Linked DNA regions of Mus musculus: region 1 is linked to region 2. The links are chromatin contacts, found by Hi-C or POLR2A ChIA-PET in ENCODE. All regions are on one chromosome and are shown on one strand. Each heading gives the region's core, a stretch centred on a gene start or an enhancer-like site at or near the end of the contact. The rest is flanking DNA. Distances are from core to core; before and after follow the strand shown. Region 1 holds the start of Ppan (peter pan homolog). Region 2 holds the start of Fbxl12 (F-box and leucine-rich repeat protein 12).

Evidence for each region. Hi-C counts contacts between places; a loop is a spot of excess contacts on that map. ChIA-PET counts read pairs that join two places held with the same protein, here RNA polymerase II (POLR2A).
Region 1: POLR2A ChIA-PET joins it to region 2 with 11 read pairs in embryonic stem cell. The contact joins the promoter of Ppan here to the promoter of Fbxl12 in region 2. A Hi-C loop is called at or near these places in 1 of 37 maps with a recorded cell type or tissue (v-Abl transformed pro-B cells). POLR2A ChIA-PET finds 5 or more read pairs at or near these places in 2 of 5 experiments (both embryonic stem cell).

Annotation. Positions count from the first base shown.
Region 1 is chr9:20,886,523-20,893,040 of GRCm38, forward strand. It overlaps Ppan (peter pan homolog), which reads left to right and starts at 1,653. Exons shown (of 11, transcript NM_145610.2): 1 at 1,653-1,795; 2 at 1,885-2,055; 3 at 2,816-2,917; 4 at 3,112-3,162; 5 at 3,249-3,419; 6 at 4,117-4,193; 7 at 4,383-4,490; 8 at 4,561-4,684; 9 at 4,765-4,843; 10 at 4,929-5,225; 11 at 5,310-5,657. The coding sequence starts at 1,778. The coding sequence ends at 5,524. LOC115487308 (a small nucleolar RNA gene) reads left to right here and starts at 2,962; the gene lies at 2,962-3,046. It overlaps LOC115487312 (a small nucleolar RNA gene), which reads left to right and starts at 4,235; the gene lies at 4,235-4,314.
Region 2 is chr9:20,638,890-20,645,327 of GRCm38, forward strand. It overlaps Fbxl12 (F-box and leucine-rich repeat protein 12), which reads right to left and starts at 3,917. Exons shown (of 3, transcript NM_013911.3): 1 at 3,315-3,917; 2 at 3,135-3,207; 3 at 1-309. The coding sequence starts at 3,400. Ubl5 (ubiquitin-like 5) reads left to right here and starts at 4,447. Exons shown (of 5, transcript NM_025401.4): 1 at 4,447-6,004; 2 at 6,304-6,370. The coding sequence starts at 6,315.

The DNA.
Region 1 (6,518 bases), core at 403-2,902, 250 kb after region 2:
CCTTCACTGAAGGACTTTTGGGAAGAGCCCAAGGTTCTGCAATTGAGATGGGGGTGGGGGGTGGGGTTAAAGGGAGAGAGGAAGGTTTGAAAGATTCAGAGTGCTTGCCTTCCAGAGGAAGTTTCCACACTTCTGCCCATCTGCAGACAGGATTTTGGGGAGCAAAGATGGCCCTCAGGATCTGACAGACAACTGCGTGAGCCCCAAGTGTCAGGGACCACTGTGCCCAGGATCAGGACTGCATCTTTATTCACAGAAGGCAGGGTGCCAGGATACTTAGTTGGGGGTATGTTAAGGGCCTCAGAATAGAGGAATGGCTGTTAAGATACAACAGATGGGACTAGCAGAAGAATGAGCGAGAGAGAAGTGGGGGCAGGAACAAAGGAAGGAAATAGATGCAAGGAAGAAAGAGAAAATGAAGGAGTCAAACTAAAGATGAATGAAAAACATAAGGGAATCCAATACTGGTAAGCTGACGTCACTGGCCGATAAAATTGCCTGGAGAGCTAGCTCAGGGTTAAGAGCACTAGCTGCTCTTACAGAGGACCCAGGTTCAATCCCTAGCACCCACATGGCAACTCACAACCATCTGTAACTCCAGCTCCTTTTTCAGAAGTGACACACAAACATCTGTGCATGCAAAATACCCATGAGCATAACACAATTATATTTTAAAACATTTTAGAGGTCTGGCAAGATGACTTAGTTGAGTAGAGACACCTACCACCAAGTCTGAGGATCTGAACTCCATCTCCAGGCCTCATATGGCAAAAGGAAAGAACCAACTCTTTTTTTAAAGAGTTATTTATTATATGTAAGTACACTGTAACTGTCTTCAGAAACACCGGAAGAGGGCGTCAGAACTCATTATGGTTGGGAGCCACCTTGGGGTTGCTGGGATTTGAGCTCAGGGCTTTCGGAAGAGCAGTCAGTGCTCTTAACCGTTGAACCATCTCTTCAGCCTGAGAACCAACTCTTAAAAATGACCCTCTGATCTCCTCATATGCACCACCACAGATTGGCCTAGTCGGCCATCACTGGAAAGAGAGGCCCATTGGACACGCAAACTGTATATGCCCCAGTACAGGGGAACGCCAGGGCCAAAAAAAAAAAAAAAATGGGAATGGGTGGGTAGGGAAGTGGGGGGGAGGGTATGGGGGACTTTTGGGATAGCATTGGAAATGTAACTGAGGAAAATATGTAATAAAAAATATTTAAAAATAAATAAATAAATACAATCTATTTGGAGAGGGGGTGGACATGGTGGTACAAGTCTTTAGTTCCTGTCCTTGGAAGATACGGGCCCACGGATCTGTGTGAGTTTAGTCAGCCAGGAAGGGTGGCACATGCCTCTAATCCCAGCGCTCAGTGTACGCACGCGGATCTCTGTTAGTTGCAGGCCAGCGTGGGCTGCGTGAGATCCTGTTTCAGAATAAAAAACTGAAAGGCCAAACAAAGGGGGCAGTACGCTTGCCGAAACGTTCAGGATAGGGACTCGAACCCTCAAATAATTGTGAGGCCCCTCTCTTTTGTGCAAAAAGGACCACGGCATCTTTATAAAGACCCCTGGAAAGGATTCTCGGTCCTTTAAGCCGTCCGGAGCCAAGGACCGTTGGATGACGTCACTGGCCGGCACGCAGGAAGTGGGAAGAGTTACGAGCCGCGTGGCACCGGAAGTTGGCCACGTAAAGTCCGTCCTCTTTGCGTCTCCTGCACGGAAGTGAGCGGTGTGCGCCGGAAGCGAATACAGAGGCTGCCTCGTGGGGAAGCAGGCAGCATGGGGCAGTCCGGGCGGGTGAGGCGCGGCGGCCTGGGCGGGCATGGGGCACTGGTGGGGTCGCGGCCGAAGCTTGGGCGCTCACCGCCTGCCTGTCGTCCCCGCAGTCCCGACATCAGAAGCGCAATCGCGCCCAGGCGCAGCTCCGCAACCTCGAGTCCTACGCTGCACAGCCGCACTCGTTCGTGTTCACGCGAGGCCGAGCGGGTCGCAATGTCCGGCAGCTCAGCCTGGATGTGCGGCGGGTCATGGAACCTCTCACCGCTACCCGCCTGCAGGTCTGTATCCCTCAGCCCTTCAGCTCCAGGTTCGGGGCTCGGCATCTTGGCGAGGACTTGGGGCCAGAAGCTGAGCGCCTGCCTTCCATGTGGGAGGGCTTGGCTGAATCCCCAGCACCTCTGACCCAGGCTTAATGGTGTGCAGGCGAAATCGGGAATAGAATCGAGGGGGAAGATCACCATAGAGACCATCTGTGGTTACATAGTGAGGTCTTGTGTAAAAAACGGAAAGTCATACTTTGGGGGCAATCGCTAGGTGACTCAGTGGGAAAGGGGGCTTGCTGTTAAACTGTAGTTCAATTCCTGTGCCCCACGTAGTGGAGGGGGTGAAACAGCTCCTGAAGTCCTCTGACCTCCATCTTTGCGTCCCTCCCAACAGGCTTGTAAAAAATACTTTTTAAAGAGTATTTTTGAGTGCTGGGGCAATAGTTTAGGGGTACAGGTAAAACCCCAATACCTCCAGAAAGGAGTGTGTGGTCAGAAATACCATCTCAGAATAATCGTTTAAACGTCTTCTCTCAATGTTTGTGTCCGTTTCTTTTTTTTTTTTTTAAAGATTTATTTATTTATTATATGTAAGTACACTGTAGCTGTCTTCAGACACTCCAGAAGAGGGTCTCAGGTCTCATTACAGATGGTTGTGAGCCACCATGTGGTTGCTGGGATTTGAACTCTGGACCTTCGGAAGAACAGTCGGGTGCTCTTACCCACTGAGCCATCTCACCAGCCCCTTGTGTCCGTTTCTTTCTCCATTTATCAGGTTCGAAAGAAGAACTCCCTGAAGGACTGTGTGGCAGTGGCTGGCCCCCTGGGGGTCACACACTTCCTTATTTTGACCAAAACAGATAACAGTGTATACTTGGTGAGTGCGCGCCACACCGTCCCTTTCCCTCCCTGAGCCCCAGCTGCTCCTGTCTGATGATGAGCCCATTGCCCTGAGCTCTTGTGATGCTGGCTTCAAAGTAAACGCTCTGAAGTGAAGGAGCAGGGCTTTCCCTTCTCTCGCCCCACCCGCCAGCCAGACCCCTGCACCCTCACCCACCCTTTCTTTGGCAGAAGCTGATGCGGCTCCCAGGAGGCCCCACTTTGACGTTCCAGATCAGCAAGGTGAGAAGGGTAGATATGAGAGCCCGGCTTGCCTGGGGAGGGCCCTGGTCACACGGGTGCTTAGCCTCTCTTCTCCCTCCTTTCAGTATACACTGATACGGGACGTGGTCTCTTCCCTGCGCCGACACCGGATGCACGAGCAGCAGTTTAACCACCCTCCCCTCCTGGTGCTCAACAGCTTCGGCCCCCAGGGCATGCACATCAAGCTCATGGCCACCATGTTCCAGAACCTGTTCCCGTCCATCAACGTGCACACGGTGGGCCAGATCTGTGACAGCTGCCGGGGCCAGGGTTGGACAGTTGGAGGGGGAGCAGACCACATGTTACGCCTCCATTGAGTGGAGAGACTCGCTTGGCATAAAGCAACTGATTTGATGTTAAATTCGGAGGCGGGGCTAGGAGTTGATAGGAGGGTCTCATATATCTCAAGCTGGCCTCCAACTTTGAGGCTGATGCTGGACTTGAACTTCTGATCTTCCATCTCTTCTGTGCTTAGTACACCTTGAAAGGTGTTGGGCTTTGTGCATTGTAGGCCGGCACTCTGCCAACTAAGCCATTTCTCTGCCCCTTATTCTGGATTCAAGGTCGTATGTTAGACCAGGCTAGGATTAGACTTGTGGTCTTTTCTAATAAGCCACCTAGGAAGACTAGAGTGTCAAGTACGCTCCTGGCTCCAGAGCTTCAGATGCTAAACCCTGGCATCAGTGCTTCTCAGATTAGGTTCCTTACAATGTCTTAAGTCTGGTGGTTGGCTTTGGTGGCCCCTTTAGCCAGTGCTTCAGACAGTCTGAGGACTCTGGTTGTAGTAGCCCCTAACACCTGCACTAGGCATCCTAGTGCCTTCTGCAGACACAGACTGCTGGAGAAAGCTACACTCCTTCCCAGCTTGGTCCCTGGTTTCAGCACATAGTTCCCCAGGCAGGCGGCTCACGGTCCCCTTGCCTCTACTCCCAGGTGAACCTGAACACCATTAAGCGCTGCCTCCTCATTAACTACAACCCTGACTCCCAAGAGCTGGACTTCCGACACTAGTGAGTGTTGGTGAGAGGGAGGGAGGGACTCAGTGTGGGACACCCGTGCACCTGATGAGAATTCTGCTGCTGAGGTTGTGTGATTGCTCAGACTCAAAGTAAACGCCCTGATGCATGTACAGGAGAGGGCAGAGAGCTGACCGTGGACTCCATGACCATTCACCTCTCCCCCTACTCCCGCCATTGCAGCAGCGTCAAAGTGGTTCCCGTGGGTGCAAGCCGCGGCATGAAGAAGCTCTTACAGGAGAAGTTCCCTAACATGAGCCGACTGCAGGACATCAGTGAGCTGCTGGCCACGTAAGTAAGAAAGCTGGTGGGTGGCAGCTGCACCTGTGGAGCGCCCAAGGTAACCTGTTGTTTTACACAGGGGTGTGGGGCTATCAGACAGTGAGGTGGAGCCAGATGGAGAACACAACACCACAGAACTGCCCCAGGCTGTGGCCGGCCGTGGCAACATGCAGGCCCAACAGAGCGCCGTCCGACTTACTGAGGTGAGGGTGGCTATGGTGGCCCTCTCAGCTCCCAGTCACAAGGCTAGCCTGACTCTCTTCCCATTCCCCTGTGTTGGCAGATTGGGCCCCGGATGACACTGCAGCTCATTAAGATCCAGGAGGGCGTCGGGAACGGCAATGTCCTCTTCCACAGTTTTGGTGAGGGGACAGGGTGAGGCCAGCCCGTGAGAGCAGTGTCGAGTCCCACTGTGACGTTGACAGATTGTCTGATCCTTCCTCACAGTACACAAGACAGAGGAGGAGCTGCAGGCCATCCTGGCAGCCAAGGAGGAGAAGCTCCGGCTGAAGGCACAGCGTCAGAACCAACAGGCAGAGAACTTGCAGCGCAAGCAGGAGCTGCGCGAGGCCCACAAGAAGAAGAGCCTGGCAGGCATAAAGCGAGCCCGTGCAAGGGCCGACGGTGACAGTGATGCTGAGGACCCAGGGGCACCGCCAGAGGCAGTGGGGGCAGGTCAGCCTGAAGATGAAGAGGATGACGCTGAGTATTTCCGCCAGGCTGTGGGGGAGGAGCCTGACGAAGGTATGTGGCAGGGTCCTCTGGTGACACCTTGGCCCTTTTCATTTCTTCTCCATTAATCACATTTAACCACTTCTCTCCCTGCAGACTTGTTCCCCACAGCGGCCAAGCGGAGACGGCAGGGGGGCCCTCTGGGCAAGAAGCAGCGAGGGAAGGAGCAGAGGCCTGGTAATAAAGGCCGAGGTCAGGGTGGCAACTGGCAGGCTCTGAAGCTACAAGGTAGATCCCAGAGAGGCAAGGCCAAGCCGAGACCCAGAGCCACACACCAGGACTCACGCCCAGCATCAAGGAGAAGAAACTGAACCTGCCGGCAGTGGGTGGACTATGGATGCCCCAGATTGGGGCCCGGAAGCTGCCTGGGATCCAGTGCAGTCCGGTTTCCTTTTATAAAGGAACTGCCCAGTTCTTAACCTCCAATAAACCTGAACATGGTGCTTTTTGAGTCTTCACTCTGGTTGGGGGAGGGCAGAGCTAGCAGTACTTGGATAGTATAAGGAGGAAGTGGGCTAGGTGGGAGGTGTCACACTGACTAGCAGTAGAGATAGGCCAGTGACCAGACTGCTGGGAACTCAGGCCAGGTGGGACCAGAAGCTGCTGTGAGGATTATGTCTGCCCCCTCAGGTAACCAGGTGCCAGCTCAGGGACATGAAGGGAAGGGTGGTGGGAGGGTGCTAAGGGAGCTTAAGGTGGCCAGGCCAGAAGTAACCACACTGCATGTGGTTCTTACGGCTGCTGGGAGGGGAACCGTGCAAGACTGCAAATTGGGAGCAGAGTTTGGAATGTTATCTGTAATGGGACCTGATGCATTCCTCAGAATGAGTGATGTGATGTCTCCACCTGCACCATGCTGTGTCATCGTGTGTGTCCGAAGACAGCTGCAGTGTAATTATTTAATCTTTTTTTAAAGAATTTTTATTTATGTGAGTAAACTAGCTGTACAGATGGTTGTGAGCCTTCATGTAGTTGTTGAGAATTGAGTTTTAGGACCTCTGCTCACTCCAGCCCAAAGATTCATTATTATACATAAGTACACCGTAGCTGTCTTCTGGCACCCCAGAAGAGGGAGTCAGATCTCAATACAGGTCATGTGGTTGCTGGGATTTGAACTCAGGACCTTTGGAAGATCAGTCAGTGCTCTTAACCACTGGCCACCTCTCCAGCCCTCCCTCCACCTTCTTAAGGAATTTCATGTGTGTGTAGTGTGCTGTTTATATGTGGAGGTCAAAGGTCAGTGCCAGGCATCTTCCTTAATTGCAGTCAGCGCTCTTACCCACTGAGCCATCATCTCACCAGCCC
Region 2 (6,438 bases), core at 2,667-5,166:
GATGCATTCCAGCAGAGGCAGCACCGTGGGGTCCTGCTCTTTCTGCAACCAGATCATGGAGATTTCGCAGCTGTGCAGCTCCAGGGTCCTCAGTGTGCTAGGAAGGCTGGTGATAGGCACCATGCTCAGGTCAGCCACGTGCAGGCACAGGCGCTTCAGATTGGGGCATTTCTGACCCAGGGCCCTCATCAAGGCGGGGGACAGCTGTGGGGCCTGAGAGCCAGAAAACAGGTAGCCGCCCATGCGCAACGAGTAGAGCCGGGACGCCATGTACCGGCGCAGGAGGTGCCACATGACTTTCGGCCGCATCTGTAAGAGCCAGAGATTGGGGTGACTGAGAGAGAGCTACGGGGGCTCCCAGATGATCCATCTAGCTGGTGACAGACACGCCTGGGACCTGGGTTCTGGTGTCTCCCTGGGACTCTGCTCCTCTCTGAGCTTCATTTCCTAGAGCTAAACAGTTTCTTTTGCTGGGTATCAAGACTCATGCCTTAATCTCAGCCAGCACACAGGGAGGCTGAGGCAGGAGGATCCAGAGTTCTGGCCAGCCTGTCTAGTCAACTGGAAAGCTCCAAGTACAGTGGAAGACCCTGTCTCAAAAACAAACACAAGCAGTCGGAATTGTGGAGCACACCTTTGGGTTGGGTGGGGAACAGGACAGAAACATGAGGATCTCTCTTTAAATCCCAGAGTCTGGTCTACAAAGCAAATTTAGGCTATATAATGAGATCCTGTTTCAAACAAAAGAAAACAAATAATTTATAAGTACATACATGGGTACAAACCTGTGGAGTGTGTGCGATAGAGAGGCAGATGGGGGAGGGGTGACGAAGATACCCTGCACTGACGTGTGGCCTCTACATGCTCTTGTACACATATGCATCTGCACTCATGCATACTCATTCATGCACTTTAGGTGCATGCACACAAAAATAACTATGCAAGCAACAGTAGAGTGCATCTCATTGTATGTACATTTTACACAAAAGCAAGGAAAGAAAAGCTGGGTAGAACAAGTAATTCCTTGCTTATGTTGAGATGGAATCTAGGACCTCACTATATTAAGGACATGCTGTGAACTCAGCTGTACCTCAGTTCATAGCATACCCTTACTTTTGATGACACCAGGGAATCATGGGAGCCAGGATAACATTCTAACACAGAGTCACAGTTCTGGGCCTTTTCTGGATTTGTATTTCAAGGTAGAGCCTAGCTAAATTGCCCAGGCTGGACTTGAAGTTATGATCTTCCACCCTCAACCTCTGTAGTAACAAGCCTGTACTAGACCCAGTCTCATGGTACAAAAATTTTTGACCACTTTTTGACAGAGAAAATAAATCTCTTTTAAACATATTCTGTATAGTTGCTAGAGAAATGGCTAGCTCTTTTGAAAAGTGTCTTAATTTATGACTTTCTCTATTCTATTACTTTCGCTGGATGGAGTTAGTACAAACACTCCATTAGTCCCAGCACTTGAAGGCGGACACAGGCAGAACTCTTGAGTTCAAGGCCAGCCTGGTCTACAGATTGAGCTCCAGGACAGCCAGGGCTACACAGAGAAACCCTGTCTCAATAATAATAGTAAGAAGAAGAAGAAGAAGAAGAAGAAGGAGGAGGAGGAGGAGGAGGAGGAGGAGGAGGAGGAGGAAGAGGAGGAGGAGGAGGAGGAGGAGGAAGAGGAGGAGGAGGAGGAAGAGGAGAAGAAGTAGTAGTAGTAGTAAAATTTTTTCATGGAACTGTTACATTTAAACAGTAGTAGTAGTAGTAGTGGTAGTAGTAAAATTTTTTCATGGAACTGTTACATTTAAACACATATTTGAGAAAGCCTAACTGTATTCTCTGTACATGGTCACTCATATCTGGCTCCAGAGTAAATTCGTCTCCATTCTGAGGTAACAGTTATATTTTTGTATTGACAGATGCTGTCTCAAAACACCAAAAAACAGAGGTTGGGGGTGTGGCTGTATTAATGAAGCACTTGCCTGGCAAACGCAAACGTGGATTTTGTTCTCAGCACCACATCAACTATGTGATAGCACATACCTGTGATCCCAGCACTCAAGAGGAAAAGACCAAAAGGAGCAGAACCTTCTGCCATCCTTGGCTACACAGCCAGCTAGAAGCTAATTTTGGGATACATGAGACCCACCTCAAAACCAAAACAACAAAACTAGAAAACTGAAAAGCTATAAGCTTGCATTTATTAAATGCTGGAGACACACACTGGCCATACTGGCTAAGTTCTACAATACATCAGACATGAAACATGAAGGTACTTTTTTTTGTTTTTCCAGACAGGGTTTCTCTGTGTAGCCCTGGCTGTCCTGGAACTCACTCTGTAGACCAGGCTGGCCTCGAACTCAGAAATCTGCCTGCCTCTGCCTCCCAAGGGATGGGATTAAAGGCCTGCGCCACCACTGCCTGGCCTACAAGCATTATTTTTAATCCCCATATCTTAGATGAGAAACTGAGGTCTGAGCATTGAAGGGGAGGTAAAGGCTGGCACTAGGACAGGCAGAAAAATTCCAAGCACGAACTCACTTAAATACCAAACCAGCAGAGTATGGTGGTGCATACCCTTAGTCCCAGCACTGGAGAAGCAGAATTCCAGGTCAGCCAGGGCTACAGAGAAATTTTTCCTCGAGAAAACAAACAAACAAACAAACAAACAAAACCCAAACACTTCCTGGGCCTTCTCCTACAGCTGTAACTTCAGCACTCAGGAGGTTGTTGCAGGGGGTGGTTAGTTGGAAACCAGTACGTGACTCAGAGGTGTTCCTTCCTAGCATTCAAGAAACCTAAATTGCATTCCCAGTAGCACAGGAACCACACATGGGGCCCACGCTGCTAATCCCAATATTTAGAAGGTCGAGGTAGGTATCAAGCTCAGCCTCGGCTTCATAGGAAGCTGAAGTCAGCCTGGCCTAGAGGCCCTGTCTCAAAACAACCCCCTCAGCCCCCCAAGAAGCAACACCAACGAAAATCCAGAAAAATAAAAGCCTCAAGAAACTATCAAAAATAAATAAATAAAACAAACAGCAAACAAACACTAGAAAGCAAAATAAAGCAACCCCCACCCCCATGTCCCAGGGCAGGGGGTGGCTCTCCCCGCACCGCTCCCGGGTCCCGCATACCGTGTAGAGCGTCAGGTCGACGTGTCGCCATAGCCACCGGTCATCCACTAGCCTCTTCCAGCGGTGACAGACCCTGGAGGAGTGGACCGGCCGTTAGAACGACCCCGGCCCGCTAGGACCGGATCCGCATCTCCTGCCGAGCCCATGCCCGGCTCTTTCCCCCGAGGAGCGGGGCGGCACCTGGAGATGCGGATCCGGTCCCGGACAGGGAGGTAAGAGAAGATCTCCAAGAGCACCAAGTCTGGGAGGTCAAACAGAGTCGCCATGGTCCAGCTGTCGCACGCTTCCGTTTCCGGTGGCGGCGAGGCCGCGTTCCCTGGACAGCGCTGGGGTGGTCGGACTGGCCAAACCGGCGCGACTTTCAGAGGCCCGCCGAGAATCCCTACTTTTCTAGGAAAGTGCCCGAGGCCCCGGGACTGGACAGGCGCGGGCTGACGACCGTTTAGAGGTCAAGACTAGAGACTGACTAGGCCTGACTGGCTTGGCTAGCGGATGGAACTGGAAATAGGAAAACCTGGATGTGGCTTGGGAGAGGAGGGGGCACGAGGCGTGGCCAGGGCCAAGAGGAAGACGAACAGCAAACCCAGAAGGCTGGAGGTGACGAGTGCCTCGGGGGCGTGGCCATAAGGTGGAGCTAAGTATAAGCAGCAAACCCAAAAGGGGTCCGCAGACAACCCAGAAGGCGTGACTCTAGGAAAACCTGGATGTGGCTTGGTGGAGGAGGGGGCACGAGGCGTGGCCAGGGCCAAGAGGAAGGCTAACAGCAAATCCAGAAGGCTGAAGGTGAAGAATGCCTCGGGGGCGTGGCCATGAGGTGGAGCTAAGTATAAGCAGCAAACCCAAATGGGGTCAGCAGACAACCCAGAAGGCGTGACTCTGGCGAGGAGGGGGCTCAGGGCGTAGTCATAGCCGGGAGACGTGGCGAGCAGAGGCAGGTAGACCCCACGCAAGCTGGGATGAAGAAAGCAACACGCCTAGAAAGCGTGGCTCCGACGGGCGGGGAGTGGTCCTGAGGCGTGGCCAAGGGGCCCAGGGGCCAGGAGGCCCGGGGGCCCGGGGGCCCGGGGGCCTGGAGGCCAGTCAGAGGAAAAGCAGCAAACTCCCAAAGTGGGACTCTGGGAGAGAGGATAAAAGACAGAGACGAAGGGCAGCAGGCGTTGCAAACAAGGCCAAAGTACTAGCATTTGAAAAAGCGCCGCCGAGTGGAAGGGTGTGGCCAGCGGCAGAGGAGCTGATTGGAGGCCGTCCACAACAATGGGAAGGCGTGGCTTCAGTAGGAAGAGACAAGGGGCGCGTCTAGAGCTAAGCGACTAGTGGCGTGCGGAGGTTTGGCTTGTGCTGGAAAAGGCTTAGGGTTACTGCCAAGGCAGAGATCAGCCTGCGACCAGACCGTATGTATACCCAGGAGGCATGACTTGAGCAGGGAAAAGTTAACAGAGCAACAAACCCAGAAACCATGACTTGTGTGGGAAGGGGCTCAAGGACTAGGGATCCTAATTGCGCCTGAAGACTAAACTTGTAAAACCTAGCTTAGGCGGAACAAGGTCCGATATAGGGGATGGAATCAAGTTTGGAATGGCTGGGCGACAAAGGGACAGGCTGGGAGACTTATGACTGGAAGAATGGATAAGAGCAGCGACGGGGGCCCTAAAAGCATCGCTGGAGACAGAAACAAGAGCTAAACCAGGAACTGGGTGTGCAGCTCAGTGGGAGAGCCTTTGGCTGGTAAGCATGCTTAGCAGGCCCTAGGTTCGACCTCCAACACTAAAACAAATACCAAAACAAAACAAGAAAAACAAACCCCACCACTTTTCTTGTATGTATGCCAAGAGACTTAAAGCCTGAGAAGTTTTTTTTCGAGACGGAAACGAATCCGGTAAAGCCTGAGAAGTCTTTTCAGGACGGAAACGAGGCATTGGGGAGACTGGAACATATCTAAGCACTAAAGACACAGAACAGGACTTCATTCGAAACTGAAAGGTGTGACTGGGATGGGAGTGAGGGGCCAGCAGGACGGCCAAGCCAGGGAGGCGTGGCCACAGCCGCAATAGAAAGCAAGAATAATGCCTTTTGCTGCCTACGCATAAGGATTAAATTTTGTATAAGTCGTATTAGGTAAGCACAAGGCGCTGGGTAAGACTTTTCTTTTTCTTGAGTCAATATATGCTTACCTTGCTAAGAATCCTGTCTGCTAAGAAGAAATCGCTCAATAGAGGCAAAACTGGTTGAATTTAAGAAGGGATTCCTCTCCCACCAGCTCTCGCGATTCTTTAATCTGGAACAAGATTAAAGAATCAAAGCAAAAGCTCTTTCCCCGTATGCTATTTCCAACATCTTCGCAGGCAGGACACGGACACGCGGAGTGGTACGCAACATGCATGGCCTCTCAACCAGGATCCGACTTAGTTTTCATCAACTGCAGCCTGCACCCCTGGAGTCTCTGAAACGGTCACTACGACCAGGGGCGGGGAAGCAAGCACAGGGTTTGAGGCTGAGCTTTGAATGAAAGCAGAAAGCCACAGGCCCTGCATGACTCCATTTCGGCACACCTGCAGCCGGGATTCCGCGGTAGGAGGATTGTCTGGCTTGGGAGTAGTCGAGCACCCCGCCGCTGAGATCCTTTAGGTTTCTTCCATGATGAAGGAATCTCCAACACCAGTTCCAACGTCCGCTGTAAATCCATTCTTAGCAAGTCCCAGCTCATCCACACTGCGCAACAGAATCGCAAATCCTAGCCCGGAACCCGGAAGCACCTAAGGGCCGGTGGTTCCGTTATATCACTTCCGCTTCCTGTTTGCAGGCTTAACTCCGGCCGGGGTTCCTCGCTCGAGCTACGAGTTGTGTCGTCGATAGGTTCGAGGATATTGGAGGTGAGAAGGCTAAAATGAGAGGCCCGAGATCACGGGAAGCTGCCAAGACTTGGGAACCTAGGGGTTGCGGGAGGCAAAGCCGGGTGAGTCTGGGGCCCGGACTGCCGCAGTTAAGGGGCGGAGTCGCGACTGTCTGTAGTCCGGGCAATTGAAACTGTAGACTGGGGCTGCAGGGGATTGCATCTGGTGTTAGGGGAACTGTGACCAGAGAGCTCAACCTAGGAAGGGGCTTTAGGAACCTGGGCGACCCCGAAAGGCCTGACTCTGTTGCTTTTCATCCCTCCCTCCACCTGGTGTAGCTCCAGCCACAATGATTGAGGTGGTTTGCAACGACCGTCTCGGAAAGAAAGTCCGCGTTAAGTGCAAGTATCCACCGAGGGGTGACTGGCAGTGGCTCTGGGGCAGATGGTGGTGTTGGATGGTTTCAGTTAAAT